Linked DNA regions of Homo sapiens: all the other regions are linked to region 1. A link is a loop called in an ENCODE intact Hi-C map of the cell type or tissue named here. Cell type or tissue: Caco-2. All regions are shown on one strand. Each heading gives the region's core, and the rest is flanking DNA. Links, peaks and the distances in the headings are about the cores only. Region 1 overlaps KRT37 (keratin 37). Region 2 holds the start of KRT35 (keratin 35). Region 3 overlaps KRT33B (keratin 33B).

What was found. A loop is a pair of places that touch in the nucleus more often than their neighbours do. Peaks named below come from ENCODE experiments on the same cell type or tissue, not always from the same donor. Only the 100,000 strongest peaks of a DNase experiment are listed, where the experiment ranks them.
Region 2: it touches region 1 in a loop (2.9-fold over the local background); 11 of 110 quality-filtered maps call a loop at or near these places.
Region 3: it touches region 1 in a loop (4-fold over the local background); 3 of 110 quality-filtered maps call a loop at or near these places.

What each region holds. Positions count from the first base shown.
Region 1 is chr17:41,411,272-41,422,083 of GRCh38, reverse strand. It overlaps KRT37 (keratin 37), which reads left to right. Exons shown (of 7, transcript NM_003770.5): 5 at 1-15; 6 at 497-717; 7 at 1,098-1,537. The coding sequence ends at 1,206. It overlaps LOC100505782 (a long non-coding RNA gene), which reads right to left. Exons shown (of 3, transcript NR_040111.1): 3 at 9,496-9,665. It also overlaps the pseudogene KRT41P. Among named protein-coding and RNA genes, the nearest start is that of KRT37, 7.9 kb to the left of the region's middle. RefSeq lists a silencer at 673-967 and an enhancer at 10,046-10,547. In Caco-2, for the core only: a CTCF peak has its summit at 4,386 (motif pointing left); DNase peaks (open chromatin) are centred at 4,353 and 5,913.
Region 2 is chr17:41,476,451-41,487,262 of GRCh38, reverse strand. It overlaps KRT35 (keratin 35), which reads left to right and starts at 6,112. Exons shown (of 7, transcript NM_002280.6): 1 at 6,112-6,636; 2 at 7,482-7,564; 3 at 7,760-7,916; 4 at 8,268-8,429; 5 at 8,777-8,902; 6 at 9,525-9,745; 7 at 10,060-10,553. The coding sequence starts at 6,166. The coding sequence ends at 10,207. KRT36 (keratin 36) reads left to right here. Exons shown (of 7, transcript NM_003771.5): 6 at 93-313; 7 at 692-1,127. The coding sequence ends at 887. RefSeq lists an enhancer at 412-1,365. In Caco-2, for the core only: no CTCF peak of the experiment used is centred there; no DNase peak of the experiment used is centred there.
Region 3 is chr17:41,354,639-41,365,450 of GRCh38, reverse strand. KRT33B (keratin 33B) reads left to right here. Exons shown (of 7, transcript NM_002279.5): 4 at 1-59; 5 at 151-276; 6 at 452-672; 7 at 1,498-1,953. The coding sequence ends at 1,615. Among named protein-coding and RNA genes, the nearest start is that of KRT33A, 9.2 kb to the right of the region's middle. RefSeq lists an enhancer at 343-844. In Caco-2, for the core only: no CTCF peak of the experiment used is centred there; a DNase peak (open chromatin) is centred at 4,660.

The DNA of each region.
Region 1 (10,812 bases), core at 1,193-9,192:
GCCCAGCACACCTTGGTACGTGTCCTTCACCCTCACTGCACTGCAAATGCCCCATGCCATGTCCTGGTAGTAGCATCTCTTAAAGTCTCACAAATCAGTTCCTTCAACATTAAGTCAAGATCTGGGGTCCTCTATACCCGATGGAGACGTCTTGCTGTCAAGTTCAGTGTGACCCAGGGAAATGGTTTCTTCAGAAAATCAAGTCCACTTCCTTTACAACACAGTGCGGAAGTTCAGGCACTCACTCCACAAGATTTTACGAGGTGCCTGCTTTTTGTCAAGCACTGGGGATACAGGGATGAACATGACAGTTCCTTAAGTTAGATTTGTGTGCATGAGAGAGAAGTCATGGTCATGTTGACAGTGATTTCTCCAGAGCTCTGAGAATGTCCTATGACATTTTGGAATTTGCCCTATGTGTGATGAGTTTGGTCATGATTTTCACTGCTGAGTTTTGGGGCACCTGGATCTCTTACCCCATTATTTCCCATTACAGAAGGACTGTCTGCAGAACTCCCTGTGTGAAGCGGAGGACCGCTACGGCACAGAGCTGGCCCAGATGCAGAGCCTCATTAGCAACTTGGAAGAGCAGTTGTCTGAGATCCGGGCCGACCTGGAGCGGCAGAACCAGGAGTACCAGGTGCTGCTGGACGTGAAGGCCCGGTTGGAGAACGAGATTGCCACATACCGGAACCTTCTGGAGAGCGAGGACTGCAAGTACGTGTGATCTGGGCAATTCCTAAGCCACACACATGACTGTCAGGCAATTCCTCAGAGGTAATGGAAGTGCTTGCAGAAGATATCATCTTAACAAACAAGCCTTCCTGTGCTCTCTTGCTCAGTGACTCATTAACCTCTCCTGGTCTGTGCAGACTGGATTATTGAGAAAATGTTCTCTAAATGATAGCCAGGTCCCTAAGCCAAATCTTCCCCAAGGATTCCTGGATGTAGAAAGACACAGATGAGAGAACTGTTGGTATAGATTCTCTGGTCTGTGTGCCTTGTTGGTGGCAGGCCCAGCCTTCACCCTGATCTTACCCTTGTCCATCAATCACTGAGACATCTTTTTAATGTAACTCTTCTTTCTCTCCCTGCAGACTCCCCTGCAATCCCTGTTCCACGCCTGCCTCCTGTACTTCTTGTCCAAGCTGTGGCCCTGTCACCGGTGGGTCTCCCTCTGGCCATGGAGCCAGCATGGGGAGATGATTCTGAAGGCCCGAGTTAGGAGATTGAGGCTGGTTGCACTGGGGTCAGGAGTGCCCTCACCTTGCCCAGTCTTCCTTCAAGACTAGACTCACTGAGGCATTTTCCCTAAATCAACCGGTAGCAGATACTTCCAAGGAGTGGCTCCCTGCCTATGCCTCTAAGCTGTATTTTTTGTTGTTGCTAAAATGTTGTAATTATCTTCCATGAAAGCAATTATTTTTCCTGGTGTCTCTTCTTGGTACTTTTAGTTCTATTCCAGTGTTTCAGAATCTCCAAAAATGTAACTGGGTTCCCTGCATTAAATGGTCAATAAACCTCCTTCCTGCACCAAGTGCTGTCTCCCCGGTGTTGGTTGTATGTGAGATGTCGGAGAGTCCTGGTCGTCAGGTCCTGTGTCCTCACTGGCTCTGACATCTTGCTTCCAGGAGCTCCCTGGGGTGCTCTGGGGCCTCTGGATGAAGGTCCCTTCCTGATGTTGGATGTGTATTCACCTTTCCCAGGGATCCCTATAGACTGGTGGAAGGAAGTGATGCCAGTTGCCAAGTTTGAATTCTTTCAGAACAGCTCAGAGCTAACATGTCCCTACCATGCTTTTGGCATCTTCAGCCTCTTGTTATTTTGTCCAAGAGCAAAATCACATCACTTAGCATTCTAATATCGTCAAAGGAAGGTCGTGTTGAGAATTGTCTGAGCCAAGTTGCCAAGTTTTTCCTCTCACTCCAGTTGGCCCCTTTCATGGAGCCATGGAATTCTCGCCCACTCTCCCAAATGCAGAGGCCCAGATTGGGCACTGGAGACTGGGGTCTTGGTCCTGGGGCACTTCTAGGCTTTAGTTTTCTCTAGAGAGATGCTGCCACTGATGTTTCTGTTGTCTATTCTGCTGCTGTCTTGGAGGTGCTGGCGGTGAGGGCTGCCGCTGCCATCAGAGCACTCCAAGTCCCTGCCTGCCTCTCAGATGTGGCTTTGGCACTGGCCAAGGTGGTTCACAGCCAGATGCAGTTATAAGCAGGTGGAGGAGCAGCCCAGAGAGGCTGCTGCCTCCCACGCCATGCTAGTCAGTTTACGGCAAGCACCAAGTGTGTCCAGAAGAATGAAACTCTTGGGTCTCAGCTTGTCCATGTGCCCTGGTGCAAAGAGCAATGAAAAACTGGTCCTTCTTCATGGTGGCATAGTGTGGTGGAGGTGGATCTTCTCTAGGGTCAGGGAAACTTGGGTTCAAATCCCACCTTGGTGACTCTGAAGTGGGATTTGAACCCACCTTGCTGAGTGAAGTTGGCCAGGTCACTGCATTCTCTTGAGACCTATTCCTTGTTTGTGGAAGTAGGATAGTTGTATTTCCCTCTCACTGTGGTTGAGGGGTAATGCATCTAATGTTCCTGGCATCTAGAAGGTGTTCAGTGGATATTGGTTTATTGGGGCTCCCTAGGAACCAGCAGGTACAATCTCTTCCTCCCAGAGAGAAAAAGGAGCTGAAGAGATAGTAGCAGAACCCACTCTCAGCATCGGGGCCCTAGATTCTACGTTGGTGGCTGGAAAGTTTGGCCATATTCCTTGTTCATGTACATGCAATAATAAAAGCCATCTTCTGTTGTCATTAGGCCTGTTTCTCACTCCAAGTAGCCTAACTGAATCCAAAAAAGCATTCATTGGGCTGTCAGAGGACAAGACTGTTTGGTGGGCTCTTCTAATGAGGAACCCACAAGAGTCATGTTTTAAGAAGTGGCCATGACCCTCCCTGACCCTCAGTGTGATGGGGTTGTGGAGATCCGACCTGTCCCCACCTTTCTTGGCCAGGTCACACCCTTAACAAGCTCTACCTATGAGGTCCCATGGCTAGGTGTGACAGGAGGTGCCACTCAGGTACATAGAAAATGAAGGCTAGAGGCTGGCAGGTGGGTAACCAGTGCAGTCAGGACACCTGGACCCTGGGGTTTTACTCACATTCGTTATCCTAGCCTGAGAGCTTAGGGCTCCCTCTGGTACCAAATCCCAGACATCTTTTCTTGCAAGTGATTCTCCCGCCTGGACATTCTGTGCCTGTCCCTGGCCTCTCTGCCTCACATACTCTCACCGACTGGATGGATATAGCCCTGAATGTGGCACAATAGGCTTTGCTTTGGCCACAATAACTGCAACCAGGTGTCTCTTATTTTCCTTCTCCTGAGGCTTCTGCTCCCTTGGCTGGGGGCCACATCTGGTTCTGAGCCACCTAGTGCTTAGCCCGTCCCTCTTCAGTTCACCAATCCTGCACTGCCTGTGGGCTGATGTGTGATATTTCTTCCCAGCCTTCACGTGGTAACATCAGTTGCGGCTCATGAGGCCCATGCACTTATGTATTTTTTGACACCAAATGCCATTTCTCACAAATTCCAGCAAAGTGGAAAGGAGAAAGGGTAAACAGCTACAGGCTGCTGGGGTGGACACTGCAGTCACCGAGAGAGCTCTGGGGAAGGGCCCACTCCTGCTCCCACCACTGTCTACACTGGGAAGCCAAGAAGATTGAAGTGAATTTCTGGACTTTCCTGAACAGGAGCATTTTTTATTTGGATAGTTTTTTTGTAGACGATGATATGTGATACCTAAGGCTGATGGTGTGTGCCCCACCCTCCCCTCCTTCCCCCCAGCATCTTCTCTTTGTCTTCCTGACCAAGAACAAAATCAATTTCATCTGTTCTCATGGCCACTTATAATCTTCATGAGCTCAGCTTGAAGCTCATGAAGTTCTCAGCCTGTTTAAATTAAACCATTTTTAATGTATCTTTTTTCTACCTAATTCAGTGTTTCATAACCATGCCTTCCCACTTAATAAATGTAAAGATATCTTGCCTTCTCACTTAATGTTTTAACTTTCAAAAATGTAAATACCAAACTCGTATCATGACTAAAAGACAGCTCATTTCAAATACAGGTTATGCTTGTTTTCAAATGACACTTCCTCTAACTAAAATAACTTCCCTGCCATCTGTTTTAGATATTCCAAACATCACCTCCCCACTGGGGCTAGGGGGTGATACACAGACTCTCCCAGTTAGAATCACCGTTCCTATTCAAGTATGAGCCCCTGGGCTAAGCTTACCTGCTTTACCTGCCTGCCAGGTGTAATACGTTTTAGCTTCTGAGGAGGAGGGTTTCTCAGTGACCCAGGCTGCTCTGCCCTGGCCCCAGGCCTTTGTCTGTGACCCCCTAGTGGCCAGTCCCAGGTAGCTATATTTCACACTCATCCTCTCCAAACTTGAATGCAGCTTCTCCCGCTCTAGCCAGCTCTTTCCTTTGACTTCTCAGCTCCCTTGAAGCACACAATTGTCCTAGGAACTTGGGGGTGACCTTGGGGCCACTTTCGGTTTCTCTTCCTCCTTTGACCCCATATACAGTAATTCTCCCTGTCTTGTAGAGTCCTTCTGCAGCATCTATGTCCTTTGTGCCTTCCTTTACTTCAGCACTGCTGGTGGCTGGTTTTGGGTTCCATCACATCCTGCCTGGATTCTTGTAAGAGCCTCCTCCTGCTCTCTTCTGTGCCAGGTTTGTTCTGCACACACCACCAGCCCTTCACTCTTTTGTGTTCTATTTATTGAGTAAATATTATGTACAAGGCACTGTATTGCATGCTAGAGAGCATACGAAATGAAGATGGAGTGTTCCCACTCCAGGGTGCACACTGGGCAGTGGTAAAAGGAAAATGGGGCCGGGCGCAGTGGTTCACGCGTGTAATCCTAGCACTTTGGGAGGCCGAGGCAGGTGGATCATCTGAGGTCAGGAGTTTGAGACCAGCCTGACCAACATGGTGAAACCTCGTCTCTACTAAAAATACAAAATCAGCCAAGCATGGTGGCACATGCCTGTAATCCCAACTACGCCAGAGGCGGAGGCAGGAGAATCACTTGAACCCGGGAGGCGGAGGTTGTAGTGAGCTGAGATCACGCCACTGCACTCCAGCCTGGGCGACAGAGCGAGACTCCGTCTAAAACAATAACAACAACAAAAACAAAACAAATAAACAAACAAAAAAGAAAATGAAATGTCAGGGCTTTCTAAATTTATTATGCCGAAGTGAAAAATTAAGCCTTGGAAACTGGGTCATGCGATATAGCTGTTCTTCTTCTCTCCTGCAAAGACAGTTGCTTCCTGACTTGTGTGTTGACATGTTGCATAGTAACCAGACTCCCTTGTCTGTATTCAAACCTAGAGTAAATGACATTGGAGAAGGAGGCCCTTGTGACTGCTACCTTTTTACAATAGAATGTTAAGCAACCCCATGAGAGTGTAATCAATAGCGGTCAATCAGATCTTACATCTGTACACTAGCCTTTGTGTGGAAAACGTCGTAATTCTGTTCAGCACCTCTATTTTTGCCTATATAAGTGATCTTCATTTTCCCCCTGCACTGGGAGTACTGATTGCCATTCTTCGGTGTTCGTGTGTCCCCAGAAGACGGCTCTCACATGCCATGCTTGAAAAAACTCTTTTTAACCAGATCCTGAGCCTTTTGATTATTTTAGGTTGACAGGCACTGGATTAATTTTCTAAAATTTCTCCTTTGATTCTCTCTTTCATCTGCTCAAAAACCTCCAGAGGACTCTGTTCTGTTTCTAGCTCTTCAGGCAAGTTGTGTGGCCCAGAGCAGGAACTTCATAGCTATTTGTTGAATAAATCCAGTTGGACAGCTGGCGTCTAGGAGTGTTGGCCTTGTGTTCAGTCCAGAGTCCACTATCTGGCCCTTTCTGGGTCACTGGGCAGAGCAGAAAGAACTTGGGCTTCAGGGTCAGGCAGACCTGGGCTGACATTTCAAGGCCCATACTTTTCATTCCAACTTGGTGAGTTCAGACAACATCCCTAACTGCTCTGAGCTTTGTTTTCTTTACTCTACAGTGGGATACTTGTAACTGCTTTGTAGTGTGGTTATAAGGATGAAAAGACACAACTATATGGGAAGCATATGGTATAATACTTGGTGGCACATAGTAGGTGGTCAAATAATAACACAGTAGGCCGCACATAGTAGGTGTCTATCTAATTTGCGTGTATAGATTTGTGAATGTGTGAGAGAGAATTAAGTAAAATATTGTATACCAAGTGCCAAGCTCGGTTCCCTTCACATAATAGATGTCAATAGATATTACTTCATGTGACCTTTATCTGTCCTTTATGAACATTGTTTTTCGCGTGGACTGGCCTCTTCCCCACAGGCATAAGCAACACAGTGTGCATATTTTCCTTTTTGTCTCTCCTCTCTCCTTCATCCTAGATATCCTCCTAAAACAAACCTCAGCAAAGAAGAGCAAACTAGGAAAACAAACAGAACTTGCTTATTACATTGGAGAAAACTGCATGCTAACTGATTTGAAGTACAGTAATCCAAACACTGGCTCCTCTTGAATTCATCAAATCCTGTTTTGTGACCTGGTGCTTCATTCACCTAGGATGAAGTCACCACAAAACTTGTCTATTGCTATGGAGCAGTGATTCCGTCTTCCAAGGGTGGTCCCCAGACCAGCAGCATCAGTGTCATGTGGGAACTTGTTAGAAATGCAGACTCCCTGGCCTGACCCCAGACCGCTTGAATCAGAAACTGTGGTGTGGGGCCTGAAAACCTGCATTTTTTGCAAGCCCTCTGGGTGATTCTGATGCTGGTTAAAGTTTGACCACTGGTGGAGATGTTATGAAAATAGAAGCAGACAATATTTTTAGCATAGAGGAGTACAAACTTCACTCTTACAGGCTTCAGAAATGCAATTTGGCTCTTTGGGTTGACATTTTGTGTCATTCAAACTCATTTCTTTGGGGGTCCAGTACTTGGGACAGGCCTGTTGTTGGCTGTTGCATTTCTGAAGTTGTACCCAGTTCTCTTGAGCCCACTTCTGCTTCTGAGTGTTTTCTTGTGTTCATCCTCTTTTTTTTTTTGTCACCCAGGCTGGAGCACAGTGGCTCGATCTCGGCTCACTGCAACCTCCACCTCCCAGGTTCAAGCAATTCTCCTGCCTCAACCTCCCGAGTATCTGGGACTACAGGCGTGTGCCACCACACCCAGCAAATTTTTGTATTTTTAGTAGAGATGGGGTTTCACCATGTTGGCCAGGATGGTCTCGATCCTTGATCTCGTGATCCGCTTGCCTCGGCTTCCCAAAGTGCTAGGATTACAGGCGCGAGCCACTGCGCCTGGCCTGTTCATCCTCTTTTTCTGGAAAACTGTCTCCCATCTTTCCTGCCCATCCAAGTCTTCCCAATCTTAAGTTCCAGACAAAGTGTCTTTGATGGCCCCTCTATATCTCTAAGCTCCAGTCACTTCTCCCTCCACTGAGTTACGTGACCTCTTTTTCTGCTCTCAGCTTTTTGAGGGTGGAAATTTCTCCTTTTCATCTCTGCATCCCCCATCCCCTTGAGAAGGGCTTTGGTATAACAGGAGTTCAGGAATATCAGACATTCAGAGTAAGTCACCAGGATAAGGCAAATCATGCCTTGGAGAATATCACCCACATCTGTATAGAGTTACAGAGAAGGGTCCCCATGCGTCTCATTGACTGTATATGGGACCAACTGGTGGCTGGCTGGTTGTCATGGCTGAATAGCCAGTGGCTCCAGCATGGTTTACACAAAAGTCCTGGGCAAGAAGGTTTTCTGGCCATCTACTGGCAGCCTTTCAATCTAAACTAATCAGAAATCCCACTGTACAGCCCGCACTTAAGAGTGATAGTAACTGTTACATCATGGAGCATGTCCAGGGAAACATTCCTGGGATGGCAAGGGGACTTTGAACCATGCTGAATGCAGAACCAGGAGTAAGAAATCTCACATCTGCCACAAAGAGCTGAGAATATGGCAGAATGATTAGATTTATCCTGTATGGGACACCATGGGGGAGAACTGGAGAGTAAATGAACTAAAGGGCCAACTCTCTGACTTACTTGCCAATGTATTACTAGCCTCCAGCTCAGCCCCTGGTTGGCACAGAGTAGGTACTTCATAGCTATTTGTTGAATGAATGAATGAATGACCCAACAAAAGCTATAGGGAGAGGTAACACGAAGGTAGATTTGTGAAGACTTTCTAAAAATTCTCTATAATGTGAGTGCCTTAAGGCTGAGCTAGCTGCTGTTAATTTTCTGGATACCAGTGTCTTGCACAAAGCCTGGGAAGCTGTTTGTAAGCCACAGGAACTGATGGTGTAAGCTCTCCTGGAAAATGGTGGACTAGATGACTAGTTGGAGGAAGGTCATCGAAGGGATTTAATGCAAATGGGTACTAGACTAGAGGACCCTGAAGTCCCTTTCGTCCTGGAGATGCTATGTTGTAGTGCCAGCTGAAACACACTTGCTGCTTCAAGGGCCCTCGTGGTGAATTCATTCATCTTAGGAATGCGGTCAAATTAGCATCTTTGTTAGCATAGACTGGAAGCTGGCTAGCTGCCCTTTTCCAGGGTGTATTGAACAAATGGCCACTGGCTTATTTGTTTTAGAAATAGGGGAGGCCATAAAGGTTCTGATGCTCTGAGTGTGTCTGAAGATTAAGGAAATTTAAATTTTGTTCTAGAGTCTCCCAAGCAATGGATAATCAAGGTAGATGCATTTCAAAGAAATGCAAAAATATTTCAAAAGATGAAAGATCAAAGTTCTTGAGTACGTATCTTCTGTAAACAAGGGTGATGAGGGACTCAGTCTGGTGAAAGGGTCAATAGAAAGGAAAGATGCCTGGGAAGGTGGGTGAGGCCCTGAGAACAGACACCATAAAGTGTTAATCACTGCCTGCCTTAATTAGCCTGTAGACTCCAGTACACAGAAGCATAATTTTATTTTCTGAAAATTGCAAACCATCAGTTTTATTATGAGCCGTTTTTTTCTCACTCCCAAAACGCTTATCTGTTTCACGTATGCACAGGGAAAGTCTTAATTGCCAACATCTGTTTTATAGGTTGTGTATTGATTTTAATTCAGTTCAAAATACTTAAAAATTTTTAAATTAGATTTCTTATTTAACCCAAGGAGTATTAAAAACTGTGTTAGTTTTCAAACACCAAGATTAATTTTGAACTTAGGTTTCATTTTCAGTTTTCTAATAATTTGTGTAAAGGAACTTTCCACCTTTTTTCTGCTACTTTCCTTCAAAAGGAAGCTGGCTATTTATTTTTCCTTATACTTGAAAGTCGTCTTCCAGGGCAGATCCCTACCTTTCACTCACCTTTGCCTCAAGACCATGGTCCTGGTATTTAAGACTTTTCACAACCTGGACTCAATGCAACTTTCCGGGGCTTGGGGATAATGTCTCCATTATAAATACCAACACAACTAGACTATTTTCCATTTTCCAAATGTTTGATTGTGTTTATTTTGTTCTCTATGAGAGAAGCTCATTCCCCAACCCTTTATAAAAAATATCATTCAAAACATATTTGGAAAATCCCCTACTCCATGAAGTCTTTTTCCGGTCTCTCAGTGAGCTCTCTTCCACCTCGAAATCTTTGCAGCTGTCTTTTAAAAAAAAAAAAATACTTCCTTTTACTGTCTTCATAATATCAAGATCATTTACTTTTTTATCTTTCTTATTAAAATCTAAAATCTCCTTCTTACAAGACAGCATAGATGTGCGTTTGTTCCGCACTGGGCACTCTACAAATATCTATCAAAACAAACAAATCATGATTTTTCCCTTTCTTCAATGTGCCTGATTGACTAATATTTTAGGTTTTGCTGCATTGGGAACATTCAGAGGTAGGAAAAGAATGTGGGAGTGAGAGAGACTTGCAGGACATTTTAGGAGCCTTTAGTTCTTGATTATTTCATAGACATAAGCTGACAGAAGGGGAAAGATTTCACAGCCACAGAAAGTGGGCTGCTTGAAGAAGACCTTGTTTTCTCTGTTTTCCAGGACCCTGCAGTGATGGGAAGAAAGAGGTTAGGGCCTCTTTCATGAGCTCATTAACTCTTTATAGGAAACAAAAACCACTGACTAATAGAGTGATTGTATAACAATTGACATAAATATTAATGAGGAAAATGCCAGTTTTCTTGCACCAACACCCACTAAGGCTTATATAAGGTCTACAGGAGAAGGAAGATTTTGGTGTCAAGCAGATCCAACTGTGGGCAAAGCAGGATCTTGCCTTTTAGCACCATGACTTCTGACCATTGCAGTTCCCTCCTCAGCGGGCAGGTTTCAGAGGCCAACGCTGCCTCTCTGTGCCTCTTGGCTAATGTGGCACATGCCAATCGAGTCCGTGTGGGGTCGACTCCCCTGGGCCGCCTCAGCCTCTGTCTGCCCCCAACCTGCCACACCACTTGTCCCTTGCCAGGGACCTGCCACATTCCTGGCAACATCGGAATCTGTGGGGCCTACCGCGAAAACACCCTGAACGGCCACGAGAAGGAGACCATGCAGTTCCTAAACGACCGCCTGGCCAACTACCTGGAGAAGGTGCGCCAGCTGGAGTGGGACAATGCAGAACTGGAGACCAAACTCCATGAGAGGAGCAAGTGCCACGAGTCCAGCGTGTGCCGAAACTACCAGTCCTACTTCTGCACCATCCAGGAGCTCCAGCAGAAGGTGAGGTTTGCGGTGCACCAGATCAGGGGTCAGGAATCTGCTTACTGCCTGTCGGCCAAATCCGGCCCACCACCT
Region 2 (10,812 bases), core at 749-8,748, 66 kb before region 1:
ATCACAGGCCGTAGGCAGATGCCCAGGGCTGTGGGTTTCTGGGGTCAGGGGATTCCTCCCCAATAGGCAGCTCTTCCTCTTTCCCATTGCAGCGGAATTCCTTGGAATCCACCCTGGCCGAAACCGAGGCCCGCTACAGCTCCCAGCTGGCCCAGATGCAGTGCCTGATCAGCAACGTGGAGGCCCAGCTGTCTGAGATCCGCTGCGACCTGGAGCGGCAGAACCAGGAGTACCAGGTGTTACTGGACGTCAAGGCCCGGCTGGAGGGCGAGATCGCTACCTACCGCCACCTGCTGGAGGGAGAGGACTGCAAGTGAGTGGCCCTTGGGCTGGGGTAGGGCTTGACTGAACCCTCAGTGCCATGTGGAGGGCGTCAAGCCCAGAAGTGGTTGTCGCCCAGATGAAGGGAACTAAACCAAAGCCCCTTGAGATTCTCCATTTAGTCCCAGGCTTTGGTAATGCACAGCGGGAGAATCCAACCCAACACACGCCGCGTGTTTTCCGCCATCTTTTCTGATTGGCAGTTTCTGCTCTTCATTCCTGTAGCTCAGTCCTCTCACCCTTGGGGAATTCAGAGGCACTGAGATGATCCGGGGCCACCGGTCTCGCTTGATCCTCTAGATCTGTTTAACACGAATCTCAGCCCAGTGCTCCGATGCCAAATGCACCCTGCATGATTTTGTTTCCTCAGGCTTCCTCCCCAACCTTGTGCCACGGCATGCAAGCCTGTTATTAGAGTTCCTTCTGTCCCCCCGGTGCCCTGTGTCCCCTCTGTGCCCTGCACCCCGGCTCCCCAGGTTGGCACTCAGATCCGCACCATCACCGAGGAGATCAGAGATGGGAAAGTCATCTCCTCCAGGGAGCACGTGCAGTCCCGCCCGCTGTGACAGCCCACTTGGTCCACCAGGGCAGGGCCCTGACCACAGGAAGGAGGACACCCCTGTGGCTCCTGGAGGCTTAACGACCCTGCCCTTCTCTAGAGGGGTCCCCCTACGCTTAGCAGGTTTTTCTACCAAAACACTCCCCGTATTGTGTTTCCGGACTTAACTGTGCTTTTACGCCATGCAAAACCAGGTTTCCTGGAAATTTACCCAATAAAGTGTGTTCTCCTGGCATAGCAAACTCAACCCTGGCTGACTCTGTTGATGCTCATGTGCTCGTGTGGTTCATGGGGGTGTCTGATCAGGGGCTGCAGTATAGTTGTGGGGTTTCCATTTAGGTCTATCTTCTCGGGCTCTGAGTGGGAGGCGGTGGCAGGGTGATTTGAAGTATTTAATAACAAAGATGCCTCAGAGGCTGGCCAATGAGAACAGACACTGACCCAGTCTGGATGGGTGCGGCCATAGCTCTCAGCTTGGCCCTGCCTGTGAGTAGACACCTTAGGGCGGCCCCAGAAGAGGCAAAGGCTCCAGAGCCAGTCTTCATCCATAGCCCGACCTGGATTCGGTGGCTATCTCTCTTTTTCTTTCAGCTTCTCCTCTCTTGCCCAGCTGCTGTCACCCTGCTGCCTGATACTGGGGATGGTTAAGGAGAGGGGGTCCCAGGAACAAGCAGAGAGGGCCAAACACTAGGCAGCCATCCTCAGCCAGCCATGCCAGGGAGGGCAGTCAGGGAGAGCAGGGAGGTGAAGGTGGAGGGCAGGTGAATCCATGTCCCAACAAGGCACATAGGGCCAAACTGAAGGGTGCCAGGGACAGTGGGGTGGGGGTGGGTGCTCAGACATGGAGTCTGGGGAGAGGACAGCCAGGCTTCACTGTGGAGCAGAGTTCAGAGCCCTGGATTCCACTGGCTGAGTTAGGCAGGTCTGCAGGTGGGGCCTAACTCTGCCAGCTCTGGACACCCCTCTGATCAGAGAAGCATGGCCTGGGAGAGGTCTGAGGGCCTCACGGTTGGTTCCTTTGCCCCTGCTCCAGTCTTCACTTGAGAAAACAGGCCCAGAGAGGGCAGTGACTTGTTCCAGGCCACAGAGCAGTGAGTGGCAGAGACCTGGCCATCACCTGGCTATTCTGACCCTGGCTCTGGAGCTCTTCTCAGTACAATTTCTCTCTCTCTCTCTCTCTGTCTCGCTCTCTGTCTCTGTCTCTCTTCCCTCCTCCCCCTCTCTTGTGCTCACTCTCCTCTGGGCTCTCCTCTGGGTCATGGCCAAGACATCCATGACCTGGCTCTGCCTCATGTCATCAGCTACTTGCTGCTAAATGGGACTCTTCAATCACTTGCTGAGCAAGCCAGAGGTGCAGCAAACTTATCAGACAACAGGAGAAGACGTGCATAGGTAGCATCAGAGCATCCTGCACTGAGCCCGACTCTGCCACTCTGTGCTATATGCCCGGTTATGTCATGAGACCTCTCTGGTCTCAGCAGGTTCATCTGTGAAATGGGGCTGCCAGGAGGTTCTGATGAGACAGTGTGTGTGTAGCTTCCAAAAAGTGGTAGCTATCAGTGTTGCTCTTACTACAAATGCAGAGTCCCTGGCTTCAGAGTGTTGAACAGGAACCCCCACTGCATGGGCCAAGTGCTTTGCTTTGTATCTGGCAGGATGCTATGGTGAGGGCTGTGCTGCCAGCAGTGTCCTTGGAGCTGGAGAGTGAACCCAAAGGCCTCAGCCTCAGAGGATGCACCTAGCTTTGGGCAGGGGGGGCAGTTGGCATGGTTCTCTCACCTGCCCTGCCCCTTCCCTCTCACTGCTCCACTCATGCTCTAGGGCCTAAGTCTGCACCCCTGACCCTGGCCTGAGGCCAGTGTGTGACCAGGCGTGCACAGAGAGCATTGTACCTCTGTGCGGAAACAGGCAGGGGTCCAGGAATGGAACGAGTCTCCGGGAAACAGCTGAGCTGCCTTGTCACTGTGGATGAACCACACAGGGCATGACCTGATAAGTAATCACATCATCAGCACCTTGTGTTGTACAGTGCTTTCCCTTTTTATGATCACTCTCCAGTTTACAGGGCACACTCATAGCCTCATCTGATGCACGCAATCAGCCCTGTGTGGCTGTGAGCTCTTTATTTATTCATACTTGCCTAGCTTTTAATTACATTGTCCAGAGCATATGTATCAGTTAGGAAACACCTCCTATCTCAACCTCACACACACCCTTAACTGAGTTGCAATTGAAATCACTGACCAACAAGCAAACCAGAATTCAACAGTGTTGTGGGGGTAGGTGGCGACTGGTCTAAAGTCACACAGCAGGCGGCTGACTTAGGAGCCTTCTTAGGTCTTTGGGCTCCTATTTCATTGATATGGAGAGAGATATAGAAAACATTCAATAACATTTCCGCAGAGTGAATATGATGTTTTATTTCAAGGCGGTATGGTTTTTCTGATCCTTTTTGTACTTTCCAGATATGCTATCTGACTGCCTTTCTCATTCACATATACACATCAATTAATCAACAAAGAGATAACAACGGAACATGGCATACACAGCTAATCCAATCTTAAGGCTCAGGCCTATCTAGGAAGGAGCAGGGGTGGCGGAAGCGGCTGGAACAAAGAGTGGATAACAGGCACAATTCCCGAGGAGCTCACGTCCAGCTGTGGAGACACCTCGCCCCCTCGCTCCCAGCAACTGCACTGGGATAGCAGGAGCGGGTGTGGGCAGGGTTTCAAGTTTTGGGGAAGAGGAGAAATCACTGAGGGCTGGGGTGACCAGGAAAGGCTTTGGGGCAGATTTGGATTTGATGGGCAGAAAAAGGAGGAAGGAGGGCAAAGGGCATTTTAGGGCCGTATTTAGTGTATCCGTGGCATGATCTGGGGACAGCCTGGACCACATCTGAGCAGAGTGCAAGGATCCTGTAAGGAAAGTTACTAGGAATGTGCTAAACAATGTTAGTTCTTGCTGATAAGGGGTTCTAGATAATCATGTCATTTAAGAAAAGCATGCTAAAAAGGAACAGAAATAGATCAGACCAATTTACAAAATACCTTAAAACAGCTTGAAAAATATTACATATATGTTTTATAAAGTTATCTAAAAATCTTATCAAGAATTTTTTAGTCACAACTTTAGCACTAAATTGGTTTATGAGATCCATCTCCCTTGGGCAGAATGGCTTTTGGCCCAGAAAACACTTTGTTCTTGGCCAAAGGGGCTGGTTAGTCTGGACAGGTGCTGCTCACCTACACAGAGATGCCGGATCCCCTTCCATCTCTGAGTCTCAGTTTCCTCATTTACAAAAGTAGGAATAGTAGGCTGGGTGTGGTGGCTCATGCCTGTAATCCCAGCACTTTGGGAGGCTGAGGCAGGCAGATCACGAGGTCAGGAGATCGAGACCATCCTGGCTAACACGGTGAAACCCCGTCTCTACTAAAAATACAAAAAAAAAAAAAAAAAGAAAAATTAGCTGGGTGTGGTGGCGGGCACCTATAGTCCCAGCTACTCAGGAGGCTGAGGCAGGAGAATGGCGTGAACGCTGGAGGTGGGGCTTGCAGTGAGCTGAGATCGCACCACTGCACTCCAGCCTGGGCAACAGAGTGAGACTCCATCTCAAAAAAAAAAAAAAAAGAAGTAGGAATAGTTAAGATTGACTGTGTTTTCCTTTCCCCGCTCCCTACTCTCTTTTGTTTCCTCCCATTCTTTCTTTCCTTTCTTAACACAATTCACCGTGGGAAAAATCACTTAATTAATTAATTAATTCATAGACATCTAGAAGCCCTGCACTGTGCTTAACACTACAGAGATTTAAAAAAAAAGTACAAGGTCAATCCTTGCCCCCATGCTTACAGTCTCCCTGGGAAAATAGGGCTGAAACACAAGACAATCAGAAGACGTCAGTTAATTGGAGGCCAAGAAATCTACCAATAGTCACTGCCTTGGGCATTCAGAGCTGGGAGGGCACAGCAGGGCTGGAGCAGGGGCCAGACTTCGGGGGAAGGCCTGGCCAGGACTGGGCCCTTAGAGGCAGTGGGGTGGGCCTGTGGTTTGGAGCTGCAAGGCCTGGGCTTTAGCCTCCCTGGGAAGCCTGTGTGGACCTTGGGTAAGCCATTTTCTACTCTGACCATTGTCTCCTTCTGTAGGAGTCAGCACCTTTCTATCCACGACTGTGTTGGAGGGTGTGTGTGAGGCCTTAAAGAAGATAGCATGCCTTGAACAGTTGTACAGATGCTTTTTCAGCTGTGATCTGGGACAGGCTCCTGAAACAGTCCAAGCCTCCTCTATTTAATGGGCTATTGGTGATGCCAATCTCATGAGTTTGTGTGAGGACTGAATAAGAGAATGCATAGAGACAGATCAGCGTGGGGGCTGGTGGGTACTAAATGCTCAGTGAATGATGGTTGCTACCATCAGCCGGGTTATTGATAGGGCTGTGTGAAAAGAGCTCCAATTCAGGCAGCCAGAAGGAAGGGCTTCTCCATTTCTCAACCAGGGCTGGGGAAGACATGCCCTCCTAGATGTCATCATGGGCAGGTGTCCAATTAACTGATCTCTAGGCATTGTGGCTAGAACTTAGGCTCTACAACCTGCACAGACTTCCTGGCAAGGGAAAGAGTAGGGAAGTGTCCATCAGGGCTCTGCAGTATCTAGGGTGATAAGCTGTCCCATTTTACCGAGGACTGAGGTTTCCCTGGCATATGGAACTTTCGGAACTAAAGCCAGAAAATTCCTGGGGAAACCAAGAAAATTGGTCACCTTAGCCATATTTTCTGGGCCAATTCAAGAGCCTTCTGTGTCTCCCTGGCTGCAAGACCCCTGCCTTCCTGCACCAACCAAGTTTACCCTTCCATCTTCTGGGAGCACCCCAGAGACCTCCTCTACTCCCTCAGGCCAATAAAAGAAGTCAAAGTTGGAGAAAGTCAAGACAGTGGCTGAACTCCCATGCTTGCTTAATGCGGAGGCTGAGGTCTGGGCTCAAATGACAGGTCCCTTTGAAGAACTGACAGGGACTTGGTCTTCCCAGTGATGTGGGGTGGTGGAGATGAGTCTTGACATAGTAATGGGGCTCCTATTTTATGAGACTGGTAAATTTTCACAGGAAACTAAATAACAGGTTAATGAGGGGTTTTAATAGAAAGTGGTGTTAACTTTAATGAGGAGAAAACACTTTGTAAAGGCCAACCAATGCCCACTGGGGCAGAGATATAAATCTGGGGTAAGGAGCTGCTTCTCTGCTTTGGGGTGTCTGGCCTCAGAGACCTATCAATTGCATCTGAGTTGCAGGGGCCATGGCTTCCAAATGCCTCAAGGCCGGCTTCTCTTCTGGGTCTCTCAAGAGCCCAGGAGGGGCCAGTGGGGGCTCCACTCGTGTGTCCGCAATGTACTCCAGCAGCTCTTGCAAGCTTCCAAGTCTCTCCCCTGTGGCCAGAAGTTTCTCTGCCTGCTCAGTGGGTCTGGGCAGAAGCAGCTACAGGGCCACCAGCTGCCTCCCTGCTCTCTGCCTCCCTGCTGGAGGCTTCGCTACCAGCTACAGTGGGGGTGGGGGCTGGTTTGGGGAGGGCATCCTCACTGGCAATGAGAAGGAGACCATGCAATCCCTGAACGACCGCCTGGCCGGCTACCTGGAGAAGGTGCGTCAGCTGGAGCAGGAGAACGCCAGCCTGGAGAGCCGCATCCGTGAGTGGTGTGAGCAGCAGGTCCCCTACATGTGCCCTGACTACCAGTCCTACTTCCGGACCATCGAGGAGCTCCAGAAGAAGGTAAGAGGTTCAGAGTGGCTTTGGATTCCCAGGAACTTTGTGTCACCAGCATTCATTGGTAGTTCTGTTCCCATAGGGCATGTTGGAAGTCACCAAGCATGTTCATCTCTGTGGCCTCATTTGCTCCTCCCAATAACCTTAAGAGGGAGGTATCATTAGCCCATTATACAGTTGAGAACACTGAGATTCAGGCTGGGTAAGCGACCCAGATGGCAGTTACTGGAGCCAGAGCTTGAACATCAGGTCTATGAATGAACTCTGTGACCTTTGGTGGTATTGCCCAATCCTCTGAGTCTTCTGAGTTTTCATTTCCTCTTTTATTTAAAGTCAGGGGATTGGGTTTGATGTATTTAGTGCAGTGCAGTTCAGGCTTCCCATAAGTAACTCAGGGAAGAAAATGCCTGTCAGAGAAGTTTCTTTCTTGCCAAGGGCCCATATCCACTTCTCGCCTGGCCCAAAGTTATAGCTGGCTCCTGTGAGGGACCATTTATGACCAGAGAATCCCGGGGTATGTTGTTGGCAATGAAATGCCCTGGGCCCCCAGTAGGCCTGGGAGACAGGGAGATTGGAAGAAGCCTCATTTCATCATGCCAGGCCTTTCCTGTTGCATTTTCATGCAGCTATCTAACCTGAGTAACAGGTCACAGATACACTGCACTGGAAGAAACCCTGGACTTTCCATAGTTGATCCCTAGAGCCTGCCCATAACACTCCAATGCACATGGAGTAGCAGAGGTCTAGGATGGGTGACTTCCTCCTTCCAGAGTCAGCCCTTGTCAGCTTTAGGGAGCTCCAACAAGTGGAATGTCCTTTCTTGCAATGAAATAACTTCTTCATATCTCCAGACTCTATGCAGCAAGGCTGAGAATGCCAGGCTGGTGGTGGAGATTGACAATGCCAAATTGGCTGCAGATGACTTCAGGACCAAGTGAGTTGTCCTGCTTGTCATGTGGTTGGGGGCTGCTAGAACTGGACACAGGTGATGCCTGAGCTCAGGGTTTTGGCTGTACTCTGTCATTGGGGCATAAAAGCAGGACTCACAGCACCTGGACAGTCTGAGGGCAGGCCTGACTTAGATGCAAAAAGGAAATGCAGACTCAGGTGCCCTGTTCTATGCCTGCAGGTATGAGACGGAGGTGTCCCTGCGGCAGCTGGTGGAGTCAGACATCAACGGCCTGCGCAGGATCCTGGATGACCTGACCCTGTGCAAGTCTGACCTGGAGGCCCAGGTGGAGTCCCTGAAGGAGGAGCTGCTCTGCCTGAAGAAGAACCATGAGGAGGTGAGCATGGGGGAAAAGGTGAACACGGCACAGCAGGTGAGCATGGGGGAGGAGGTGAACATGGGGAGGAGGTGAGCATTGGGGATGAGGTGAGCATAGGGGGAGGTGAACATGAGGGAGCAGGTGTGCATAGGGAAGAGGAGGTGAGCATGGGGAGCAGGTGAGCATAGAGAGCAGGTGAGCATGCAGAGGAGGTGAGCATGGGGAGGAGGTGGGCATGGGGAGCAGATGAGCATGGGGAGGAGGTGAGCATTAGGAGGGGTGAGCATGGGGAGGAGGTGAACATGAGGAGGAGGTGAACCTTGGAGGCAGCCCTCTGGGAATTAGTACTCATCCTGGTCTGTGCTATAGGAAGTGAACTCACTGCGCTGCCAACTTGGTGACCGCCTCAATGTTGAGGTGGACGCTGCCCCACCTGTTGACCTGAACCGAGTTCTGGAGGAGATGAGGTGCCAGTATGAAACCCTGGTGGAGAATAACCGCCGGGATGCTGAAGACTGGTTGGACACCCAGGTAGGTACCTGGAAACAGTCAGTGCAACAGGGGTATGTGGTGGCTCACATGGAAGTGACCCTGGGGCTCTGAATCAAGAAATCTAACTTTGAGTCCCATCTCTGTTTTGACCTTGCTGACAAGGTCAAAACAGACCCACTTCAATTGACCTTGCTGACAAGGTCAAAACAGACCCACTTGGGCAGGTTGCTGTCCTCTGAGCAACAATGCCCTCCAGTATAAAATAAATGAGTGGGACTGGGGAATCGGGAATGTCTTTCTTGGCTCATGATTCTAACCGGCCTCTGTAGCTCTCTGAAGCCAAGTCCCTGGTGTGGCTGACCAGGTTCTGTGTGTGTATGTTTCAGAGTGAGGAGCTGAACCAGCAGGTGGTGTCCAGCTCAGAGCAGTTGCAGTCCTGCCAGGCAGAGATCATCGAGCTGAGACGCACGGTCAACGCCCTGGAGATTGAGCTGCAGGCTCAGCACAGCATGGTGAGCCCCAAGGCAGGGTGGAGCTGCCTCTGGACCAAGCCGAGGAGCACACAAGCTCCCCAGCTTCCATGCTTTGACCACACAGGCGGACTCCAGGGGTCCATGTTCTTGAGCACCAGGGGTTCTCTATGCAGAAAAGAGGGAATGAGGGACCAGCTCCAGTCACAAATCCCCCAGTGGTAAAGGACAAGAGACCTGTAGCAACTGACATGTCCAGGCAGTAGGTCCTATATTTGTGCAAGCAGATACATCTTCTGAGTAACTATCAGTTACTCAGAGATGACACTAACAGGGAGATACTTTCTAGATCAAAGAAGCCACAGGGGCTAATTAGCTCATCTCAAGTGAGATGTCTGATTGTGGTTCATCCTAGCTCAAACTCTGATTCTCCGAGCTTCTGTTCTTGGATTCTGAGGCCTCACTGAGACCCAGATTCCTTCCTTGCTCCTTCTCTGACCTCTAGCCTTTTTCCTCCCTACACAACTCTTGACCTCACAGAGAGATGCTTTGGAATCCACCCTGGCAGAGACGGAGGCCCGCTATAGCTCCAAGGAAGATTCCTTCCTTGCTCCTTCTCTGACCTCTAGCCTTTTTCCTCCCTACACAACTCTTGCCCTCACAGAGAGATGCTTTGGAATCCACCCTGGCAGAGACGGAGGCCCGCTATAGCTCCCAGCTGGCCCAGATGCAGTGCATGATCACCAACGTGGAGGCCCAGCTGGCCGAGATCCGGGCTGACCTGGAGCGGCAGAACCAGGAGTACCAGGTGCTGCTGGACGTCCGGGCCCGGCTGGAGTGTGAGATCAACACGTACCGGGGCCTGCTGGAGAGTGAGGACAGCAAGTGAGTATCACTGCATGTGCTCTTGTCTTCTCACTGCAATCTACCAAGTTCTGGGAAGACAGCATGGTGCCTAGAAAGAGCCTGGCATTCGGAGTCTGGAGTTCTGTTCTCTTAGTTCTGGTCTTCCTGAAAACTCATCACGTGACTCCAGCAAGCCCCCTTTCCTCTCAGGGCCTGTTTCCCTTTTGGTAAAACAAGGGGGCAGGATCAAGGTGGTTTTTAGGGTGCTTCCCAGTTTGCATAGTCTAGGATCTACTTTGAGTTACTGCAAACAGCAACTGGAAAATCACAGTAATTTGTTTTCTTTTTTCTAGGCTCCCCTGTAACCCATGTGCACCTGACTACTCACCCTCCAAGTCATGCCTTCCCTGTCTTCCTGCGGCCTCCTGCGGTCCTAGTGCAGCCCGCACAAACTGCAGCCCCCGCCCCATTTGTGTGCCCTGCCCAGGGGGTCGGTTCTGAGAGCGGGTGACCCAGATGGCCATGGCTATTGTCTCCAGGGCTTGAACTTGGCCTCTACCCAAACTTAACCCTTGTAGCCCAATCCCCTCTCTTCGCGCAGAGCCCAGGCCCAGGGTCTGGCTGAAAAGGCTTTCTGCAAATACATGCCCTAAAGTTTCTCAGAGCCTGTCACAAAGGCCGGCTGCCCCCAAAGGTCTCAACTCCTCATCATTTCAATGGGTGCCAGGGTCTCTGTTCTCAGGCTGCCTCCTGGGTCAGGTTTTCCTTCTAGGTGCTGTTCCGGTGGATTCTGAAATGCAGTAGAGGGCTTTTGTTGGCAGAACAATAAAGTGCATTTGCTCAGGCCCCTGATGCCTAACTTGCACCATTCTGGTGTTGTTGGCTTGTGTCTCTGCTGTGTCCAGGGGGTGACTGTTGGGCAGCCGAATGGGAGATGTGTGACCAAGTATGACCCTTTGGATGACAGGGTCACTATGCCCCTGTTTGGGGTGGGTAGAGGCCTACAGTGAGAGCTTTTGCTTGGCTTCCCTGATGAAGACCTTTCTCCAAGATTCCAGTGTGGTGCCAGGTGTTTTCAGACTGCTGTGGAATCCCTCTTAGTATAC
Region 3 (10,812 bases), core at 843-8,842, 56 kb after region 1:
AGTATGAGGCCCTGGTGGAAACCAACCGCAGGGAAGTGGAGCAATGGTTCGCCACGCAGGTGGGCATCTAAGCACGTGGCCACTCAGGACCCGAGGCCCCCCAGGGCCCCGGAGGCAGGGTCTGATCCTTTCTCCCCTTGGGTGTTTCAGACCGAGGAGCTGAACAAGCAGGTGGTATCCAGCTCGGAGCAGCTGCAGTCCTACCAGGCGGAGATCATCGAGCTGAGACGCACAGTCAATGCCCTGGAGATCGAGCTGCAGGCCCAGCACAACCTGGTGTGTATTGTTCAGACCTGCTGGTGAGCGATGGGAACTTGGGAGGCAGAGTCTTGGGGATGCCCTTGGGGCCACACACTCTTCTTAGCTCTTGGAGCTTGTGAGTTTTTTCGAACCCCATGGAGGAACCCTATAAGGAGCAGCTCTCTGACATTCCTGATCTTTCCCACCACAGCGATACTCTCTGGAAAACACGCTGACAGAGAGCGAGGCCCGCTACAGCTCCCAGCTGTCCCAGGTGCAGAGCCTGATCACCAACGTGGAGTCCCAGCTGGCGGAGATCCGCAGTGACCTGGAGCGGCAGAACCAGGAGTATCAGGTGCTGCTGGACGTGCGGGCGCGGCTGGAGTGTGAGATCAACACATACCGGAGCCTGCTGGAGAGCGAGGACTGCAAGTGAGTACCTGGCGGACGGCACCCCTGCAAGGGACAGGCACTGTTCTACTGTAGGATAAAACAGAGACTTTGAAAATCAAGTTTCAGATGCCAATCTGTCTGTAGAGGCGAGAGTTTTATATTACAGCCGTGGGAAGTGTAGGATATTTGTTGCTAACATTATCTGGGCTAAAGATACTTTCTTTTACAAAAGATAGTCATGGGACTTGACTCCTTCCTCCAGTAGAGATTTTTTGGATGTTGATGGCCAAATAAATCTTTCTGTCTTCAGGACTGTCTTGTCACCACAAAAAGGAAAATGAAACTGTAACAATGATCACTTTTTCTGATTTAAACAGAACTTTCAAATCCACCGTTTCATTAATTCTTGTTAGAATCATCTGAGGCAGGCAGAGTGGGAATCATTATCACCTTCTTATAGATGAGCATTTGAGTGTCAATAGGGTTGATGATCAATAACTAACAGTACAGCAGTTGCCAGCGAACATAATATTTTTATGAACACAGTCTTGTGGAATTTTCATAATCCTGTGTGGTTGGTACTACCAGTCCTACCTTACAGGTGGGAAAGCTGAGGCTTAGAAGGAGGAAGTGACTTTCTTGTGTGTCTAGGGTCATACAAGGAAGGCTGGGATTCCACCTTACATGTTCTTTGCTCATTTCTGCCACTGTATCAGAACTCTGTAGAAGGAGTGATCCAAACAAGGCATGGCTTCCTAGGACATCAGAGAACGGGTTCTGCTTGTTTCTGTGTCTCTTTGGATTGAGTCTCCCTTGTTTGAATCACCCTTCTCATGCTGACAGTCTAATGCTTCTGCATCCCAGGCTGCCCTCCAACCCCTGCGCCACCACCAATGCATGTGAAAAGCCCATTGGATCCTGTGTCACCAATCCTTGTGGTCCTCGTTCCCGCTGTGGGCCTTGCAACACCTTTGGGTACTAGATACCCTGGGGCCAGCAGAAGTATAGCATGAAGACAGAACTACCATCGGTGGGCCAGTTCTGCCTCTCTGACAACCATCAGCCACCGGACCCCACCCCGAGGCATCACCACAAATCATGGTCTGGAAGGAGAACAAATGCCCAGCGTTTGGGTCTGACTCTGAGCCTAGGGCTACTTGATCCTCCTCACCCCAGGTCCCTCTCCTGTAGTCAGTCTGAGTTCTGATGGTCAGAGGTTGGAGCTGTGACAGTGGCATACGAGGTGTTTTGTTCTCTCTGCTGCTTCTACCTTTATTGCAGTTCCCCAAATCGCCTAATAAACTTTCCTCTTGCAAAGCAGACATGATTCTCATTTGTATTCATTCTTTTCAAAGTGTTGACTCTCTGTGTGCTTCTTATAAAGCCACTTGAAAGCAGAAGGAGGACTTTATAGGTTAATCATCTCCTAAAAGGTCTTCATCACCTTCATTAACATTCATTAAGCACAGTGAGTCCCAGCATCCACTTAGGCCAGCATAAAACAAGTAGGATCACTAGGACAAGAGGCCTCGTCTGAATATGATAAACATATTTCTCATGGGACCTTACTCAGTAAAATGCAACGGTGAGCATCTCTAGACAGTTCCACTCATTCTTTTAAGTCCCTAGCAGGGATGACAGAAGTTAATATTTATTGAACACCTACCAAATGCCAGGAATTGTGCTACTAATTTTTTCTCTTCCTCACAGTGAGGAAGAATCAATGGCAGGACTGAACCCAGAGTTCACTCTCTGCTTGTCAGTTACACATGAGGTGTGATTATGAGAGGACAAAATTGATTTCAAACAAGCACCCAGAGCTTATACATCCTCCTGGGGAGACACAATGCTGTTAGTGCTCAAAACATCTCTGAAACTCTCCTTTGTGAAATACTGAATAACTCAATACTAAAAAGCACCACCTTGCCATCTTCCATATTTGAGCAATACCCAACCTATTTTGAAAGTGTTTCTTTTCTCACTTGAATTGTTTAACCATGGGAACTACATATGAATTTCGGGACCCTCCCCCTCAAAGTTATTTAGAATCAAATTAGGATATTACAAGTCAGGTGTTTGCAAATGCTAACAGTGACCACGGTACTGGTGCCTGGCCCCTACTGGTGCCTGCTGATGTCTAACCAAGGTTAATGGCTCCCATCACTGTGCATGCTGTGGTTTGTGCCAAGGCCACTCCCTCAGTCTGCAGATTATTCCCAGATTAACCAATCTGCTAATTATGTCTTCTCTCCTTGAGATGAAGCTGATACTATCTCCCCTGCTGTGATGATGCCGGTTCCATCATCACATGTCAGTCTTAAATTCTTAAATTTTTTTTTTTTTTTTTTTTGGAGACAGAGTCTCACTCTGTCACCCCAGCTGGAGTGCAGCGGCATGATCACGGCTCACTGCAGCCTTGAACTTCCCAGGCTCAGGCTATCCTCCCACTTTAGCCTCTTGAGTACATGGGACTACAGGCATGCACCACCATGCATGGCCAATTTTTGTATTATTTGTAGAGAGGGGTTTCGCTGGGTTATCCATGCTGGTCTTGAACTCCTGGGCTGAAGTGATCTGCCTACTTCAGCCTCCCAAATTGCTGGGATTACAAGTGTGAGCCACTGCACCTGGCCAGTCTTAAATTCTTGTGCTCTCATATTCTAGTTCACTTAATATCTACTCCTTTGTTGTTGATGCTGCTGCAGCTTAGACAGGAGACCTTGGAAGACCGTCTGAGTGATACTCCATCCTCTGCTCAGAATGTCTTAGACCCAGTTTGTGGACTCTATTCTCTCTTTCCTCAGGGAGAGTTCATTCCCTGGAGCTACCTGCATGCCTCATGAAAACCGCCCTTGTTCAATTTATCCCGGCAGTTCTCCACACATGCTGGGATTACTGTCCACTGATAGTTACCTCTCAGCTACCTTCACCAGGAACAGTGCCTCCCAAATACCCAGTTGCATGCTTTGTGAGTGAGAGGTCAAAGTTCTCAACACAGTAAATACACTTTGTTTTTAGTGTTCAATTTATAAAATATTAAGCAAAACTTGTTTCTATGTTTGATGTTGTGTCAGCGGAAAACATGGGTCTAGGGAAAACAGTCCTTAGTTCTTATCTCTGCCATGGTGCTCTCCTTGGAGGATAAAAGAAAGGAGTGTCAGGGAGATCACTTTTTCTCAGGACAAAGCCAAATTGCTCTTCTGAAGTATCTGGGAAGGGTCAGTGTTACCACTGAGAAATAAAACTAAAATCCTAAGTCCCCCAGCTGACTGAACGGACTCTGTCTTGGCCAAGGGGACCGAAGAGAAACCTTAAAAACAGAGTCACATGTATGTTTATTGCAGCAATGTTCACAATAGCAAAGGCCTGGAATCAACCCAAATGCCCAATAATGATAGACTGGATAAAGAAAATGTGGCACATATATACCATGGAATACTATGCAGCCATAAAAAAGGTTGTGTTCATGTCCTTTGCAGGGACAAGGATGAAGCTGGAAACCATCATTCTCAGCAAACTAACACAGGAACAGAAAACCAAACACCGCATGTTCTCACTCATAAGTGGGAGTTGAACAATGAGAACACGTGGACACAGGGAGGGGATCATCACACACTGGGGCCTTTTGGGGGGTGGGGGGCTAGGGGAGGGATAGCATTAGGAGAAATACCTAATATAGATGATGGGCTGATGGGTGGAGCAAACCACCATGGCACATGTACACCTATGTAAAAAACCTGCACGTTCTGCACATATATTCCAGAACTTAAAGTATAATAAGAAAAAGAAAAAAGAAGGAAAGAAAGAAAAAAACAGAGTCCCTGACCATGACAGGATGGGAGGTCAGACATGCCTCAGTATGCCCCCTCCTTATTAACTTTTAACCAGAATTCTTTCCTAAGGAGTAAGCAGAAACCAGCTCTGGAAAATAAGAAACAGATGAATCATTCCTTTATCACCTTTAGCCCATCATCTGAAGCTGTGACTGGATTCCTTCCTCCCGCCTTTTGCAGTTTCAACACAGCAACCAACTGGCTGGCATTCCTTCCTGATAAGAGACCACCAACCATGGAGTGGTCTGGCCAGTCTACAGAGGATGTGCGGTGAGGGTTTTCACATCCTCTGCCTCACCTTTCAACATCAGAGGGCCAAAAACTCCATCCTTGGATCATGCTAATGCCACCATTTGTGAACATGCGACCCATGAAGAGGCATGAAGCTCAATTGCACATGCTTACATTTGTCTTTTCATAAATATTCATGACTCCTCCTGTAGCTTATTAAATAGTGCATTTGGCCACCTCACTCAGCATACATTCCTTTCTCACATTTCCCTCCCTCAAAATGCTTACTCTTGGCTTCTGCCAGAGGCTACGCTTCCCAGCTTGCAGGATGGTCAGCCTGGAGGCTGCAGCCTTTTATGAGAAATAAAGCTCTCCTTTCCAACTTTATTAATCTTGTGATTTTTCAGTTGGCACTACTTAGCTTACTGACTTGGCAAGATACGCTGGCTGTAAAATTCACCATGACATGATGACCTGCAATTGGCCATCTAGTGTGACAAGGCAATGTTGCCAATGAAATGTGGGTATAATCTAGCTTGTCTCACTTCATAATTTTAAAGTTTCTAGTGAAATTAAATATTTAAAAAATCTTTTTATTGGTCATTCATGTGTCTTCTCTATAAATCAATTCAATCCAATGTATAATCATTGAATGCTTACGATGGTGCCTGTTGGGCAGAGCACTGAACAAAACAAAGACCTGCTCTAAGAAGCCTACTTTCAAGTGGAAGAAGACAGACAATAAAAAGAGGCAAACAAGCATGACTGTGTCAAGCAATAAGTGCTGAGAGGAAATATAAAGCAAGGAAAGGGAATAGGAAGTGGAAACTTTTGGATAAGGTGGTGAGGGCACTCTATGTCTGATGAGGAGAAATAGGGTTTAATCTATTTACATGTAATTTTATTACTGACTTTTTGGACTTATTTTAAAAATCTTACTTTGTCCTTTCCATTAAGGATGATTTTTTTTTGTTGCTTATTGTTTCCTCAGTTCCTGACACCTGTGGATTGATCTTGTTTTCTTTGTTCCCCCTTTTAATATGTGTTCTTAATTTTTAAATGTGCACACTTGACTTAGCACTATCTAATTTAATCTCTTTCTTCTTGCATAAAAACAAGATCCATAGAAGATGTTTTTGTTTTTTGTTTTTAAGAGACAGGATCTAACTCTGTTACCCAGGCTGGAGTGCAGTGGTGTAATCATAGCCGATACAGTTTGGATGTTGTCCTTGCCCAAGTCTCATGTTGAATTGTAATTCCAAATGTTGGAGGTGGGGCCTGGTGGGAGGTGATTGAATCATGGGGGCAGTTTCTCATGAATGGTTTAATACCATCCCCCTTGGTACTGTTGTCACAACGGTGAGTGAGTTCTCACAAGATCTGGTTGTTTAAAGGTGTGTAGAACCTCCCCCACTCCCTTGCTTCTTCTCCCACCATGTGAGACACCTCGCTGCACCTTTGCCTTCCACCATGATTGGAAGCTACCTGAGGCTTCCCTAGAAGCAGAAGCCTCTATGCTTCCTATACAGCCTGCAGAACTGTGAGGTAATTAAACTTCTTTTCTTTGTAAATTACCTAGTCTCAGGTATTTCTTTATAGCTGTGTGAGAATGGATTAATACAATGGCCCACTGCAGCCTTAACCTCCCAGATCCTGAGGATCCTAACCTCAAGTGACCCTCCTGCCTCAGTCTCCGAAGTAGCTGGGACCACACATGCATGCCACCATGTCTGGCTAATTTTTTACTTTTTATTTTTGTAGAGACAAGGTCTCTCTATGTTGCTTAGGCTGGTCTTAAAATCCTGGGCTCAAGGGATTCTCTGTGTTGGCCTCCCAAAGTGTAGGGATTACAGGTGTGAGCCACTGTGCCCTGTCAGAAATTTTTGTTTATGTTCTTTACTTTACTTTTTTATCTTGGTTTATTTTATTATTTATTTATTTATTGACAGGATCTTGATCTGTTGCCCAGGCTGGAGTGCAGTGGCATGATCATAGCTCACTGCAGCTTCACCTTCCTTGTCTCAACCTATCTGCCTGTCACAGCCTCCTGAGTAATGGGACTACAGGCATATGCCACCATGTGTAGCTAATTAATTTTTTTTTTTGTAGAGACGAGGGTCTTTCTATGATGCCCAGGCTGGTCGTGAACTCCTGGGCTCAAGCGATTCTTTCACCTTGGCCTCTGAAAGTGCTAGGATTGTAGATGTGAGTCGCCATGTTCAATCTTACCTTATTTTTATGCTCCAAAATTTGGTCATTATTATTATTATTTAGAATTATCTACATGGTTACCAGTTTATTTGTTTGCAGTGTTTCTTGGACTTTATTCGTCCTTTCTGGTTTTAACTTTTTATTTTCTGAAATACATTCTTTGGTAGTTTTTATAGCATTTGCTATGGTTTGAATGACACCTCCAACCATTCACTACTACTTAAACCATTCACTACTACTTAATGGTCAAGTAGTGATTAGGCCATGAGAACCCTGCCTTCATCAATGGATTAATGTCATTTTATCATGGGAGGGGGGTAGTTATCATGAGAGTGGACTTGTTATAAAATGAGTTTGGCCTCCTTTTGCTCTCTGGCTGTCATGCTCTCTTGCATTTACACCTTCTACCATGGGACAATGCAGCATGAAGGCCCCCATCAGATACCAGCATCTTGATAGTGGCCTTCCCAGTCTCTAGAACTGGAGAAATAAATTTATTTTCTTTATAAATTATCCAGTGTGTGGAATTCTGCTGTAGCAACACACAGCAGACTAAGAATCTATAAGTGACAACTTCTCTGTTATTTTCTGAAAATGTCTTTTCTTAGTGGTCACTCTTACATGATGGTTTAGTTTGTATAAAATTCTAGGTTGGCAGCTATTTTCCTTCAGCGTGTTGGAAATATTATACCATTATCTTCTGGATTCTGTTGTTGATGCTGAAAAGCCTATTGCTAACCTGTATTTCCATTGTTGGTAATTCTTCTATTTTTTTCTCTCTTTGACTCTTTCTAAGATCATCTCTTTGTCTTTAGTGTTGTGCAGTTTCACTATGTTATTCTAGGGATGGCTTTGGTTTAGTTTTCCTACTTAGGACTTATGTGCTTCTTGATTGATTCATGTATTTCAATACCCGTGGAAAATTCTCAGCCATTACATTTTTTCAATATTACTTATATCTTATACTCCATTTTCTCCTTCTGAATTCCTTTTTTTAAAAAATAGCTTCACTGAAGTATAATGTATCATATATAATTCATATACTATAAAATTTACAGATCTAAAGTATAAAATCAAATGGTTTTTAGTATAATGAGAGTTATAACTACTACTACCATTTTAGAACATTTTATTACCTCTAATAGAAACCTTGTACCCATTAGTAGTCACTCTCTGTTCCCTGCAACCCTCCAGGCCCAGGAAATCATTGCTGTCTCTTTAGATTTGCCTGTTCTGGACATTTTATATAATGAAGTCATAGAATATGTGTTTTTTTGGCTAGCTTCATTTACATAGTATGTTTCAAGGTCCATCCATGTTGTAACATATAACAGGTATCATGGAGGAATAAGTGCATGATCCTAACCTAGGATCATGAAGATTTACTTCTACATTTTTTTCCTAAGTTTTCTAGTTTTAGCTGTTACATTTAGGCTGTGCTCCATTTTGAGTCATTTTTTTTGTCTGTGGTGTAAGAAAGGGGTCAAACATTTTATTCTTTTGCATGTGGATGTCTAGTTGTCCCAGCATTATTTACTGAAAAGATTATTTTTCCCCATTAATTATATTGGGACCTATGTTGAATATTAATGGACCATAAATGTGAGGGTTTATTTCTAGACTCTCAATTTTATTCTGTTGGTCTGTATGTCTATCTTTATGCCAATAGAATACTGTCTGTGTTACTGTAGCTTTGTAGTAAGTTTTGAAATCATGAAATGTTAATCCCCCTACTTTGTTCTTCTTTTTCAAGATCGTTTTGGCTATTCTGGTCTTATGCATTTCCACATGAATAAAAGGAACAACACGTCAAGTTCTATAAAACAGCTAGCTGGGATTTTGGTAGGTGTTGTTGAAAGTTTAGATCAACTTGGGTGATACTGCCATCTTAACTGTGGAGCCCAATGGAACATCTCTCCTGTAACACAGAGGTGTGCAGGAAAGAAGGACTGCACTCCTCAAGCCACCCTGCCTGAATCCTCCCTATGTAGAGGGAACTGGGGTTAGAAATGGGTGAGCTATGAAAAATGGGATCTGCTGATGTGTATTGGCTGCTGGGAGGATTGGGAACTGCCACTCAGCTGCCCAGCACATGGTGCTTCTGGAAGGCAGAGACATGAGAAATAATGGAGTCCCTCATTTAAACATCATAGCCCCCAGTGTTCTTATCAAGTTTCCATTTTTTGTGTGTGGTTGTTGAGTAAATGCTTCTCATTTGTTGTAAGCCCTTTAATCAATGCCTAGAGCCTTTGACTGATGTCTTTGTTAATTTTGAGTGGCTTAATAGATGTCTTTCTAGGGGAGAGACTTCCCCAAGCTCTTCATACCACCATTTCTGTGCTTCTTCAAACAGATTTTGGACCTTCACATTCTAGCTTGTCTGTCATCTCTTTCATATTTTCAATCTCTAAATATTTCTGTGTTATATTCTGGTAAATTTCCTTAGAGATCTTTTCCAGTTGACTTATTCTCTTTTCATCTTTGTCTAATTTAATGTTTAACCTATCAATCGAGTTTGAAAATTTGTTGTATTTTACTTTTGTAGAAAAGAAAGGCTCTTTTATTATTAATTTTTTTAGAATTGGCTTTAATAAATGCAATTCTAACAGAGATGACAATACTTTATTTGGCTTTGTAAGAAAGGGATATTTCAGCTATTAAAGCTAACAACAATTTGATACATAAAAAGTGATTGAATAAAGGGAATAATAAGGCAGAAATGCATATTTTATATCTTAACAGAAATGAATAAATGCAACATTCCATGTAAAAACTAACAAAATTACATCAATTCCCAGACAAAATCTATTAGGAGTCAACTTAATTTTATAAAAATGAATTTGTCATTTAATGAAAAAAGTAAAACAATTAAATTTATTGACTCCTAGAACTCTGTTAAAATATTTCTGTGAAGCTCTGTGGAACAATTATTAATAAAATTAAGCTGACAGAACAAATGCAACAATTAAACAATTGCTGTGACTTAATAGGAGAAGTATAAAATATCTAAAAATGTCCAATAGAATTATGAGAGCTAAAACTTTGTTTTTAATTAAAATTTCATTAGTTCAGTAGGAGATGAGTGAAAATTTAGCACCCTGAATAATATTATTGATATCAAAAGAAAATTTTGATTTTTTGAAGCCACAAAAGACCTAGTGATGAAATTTTACACTTAAAATTTGCACTTTAAATTATACTCTTCACTTTTAGAAGTTGTTTGACATTTTTTTTTTAAACATGCCTATACTTTTTGCATAGTGGCTACCATTTTCTTTTAGGGATTTGATTCCTTATTTTGTCGTATAAGCTCTTTAAACATAGTTATTTAATATACTTGGCTTTAACCTTCTGTTTCTTGTATCTTCTCCTCCTTGCTAATTGTGAGTTATTTCCTTGGGTGTTTTGTTAATTTATCAGCATGAAGGTTCTTGCATTGATTCAACCCCCAAACCTTAATGATAAATAGGTCACTAGTTTAACAATCTCAAAGGAGATTTTTACTATTTACTTTTTTTTTTTACTATTTTACTATTTACTATTATTTACTATTATAATTTTAAAATTAGAGCCCACTAAGAGATAGATAGTTCAGCTTTTTAAAGTTTTCCTTTAACAACAAGCATCCTTTATTTTTCTAGTTCACCTTTTTACTAAGGGTTTAGTGTTTAGAGAGACTTGCATCGTTCGGTGGTCTCCGCCTGAACTCTCTCATAAAGACTAAAAGCCTTATCCTATTTCTTTAGTCTAATTTATCCTCTTTCAGTTTAGACTCTTTCACAAGCTCTCTGCAAGTTTGGGCAAGTCACTTCCCCTTTTGGGTCAAAGTTATCCCATTTTTAAAATGAAAGAGTTGAGTGAAATGACCAGTTAGGTCCTTGGTAACTCCAGCATGCTAAGCCTG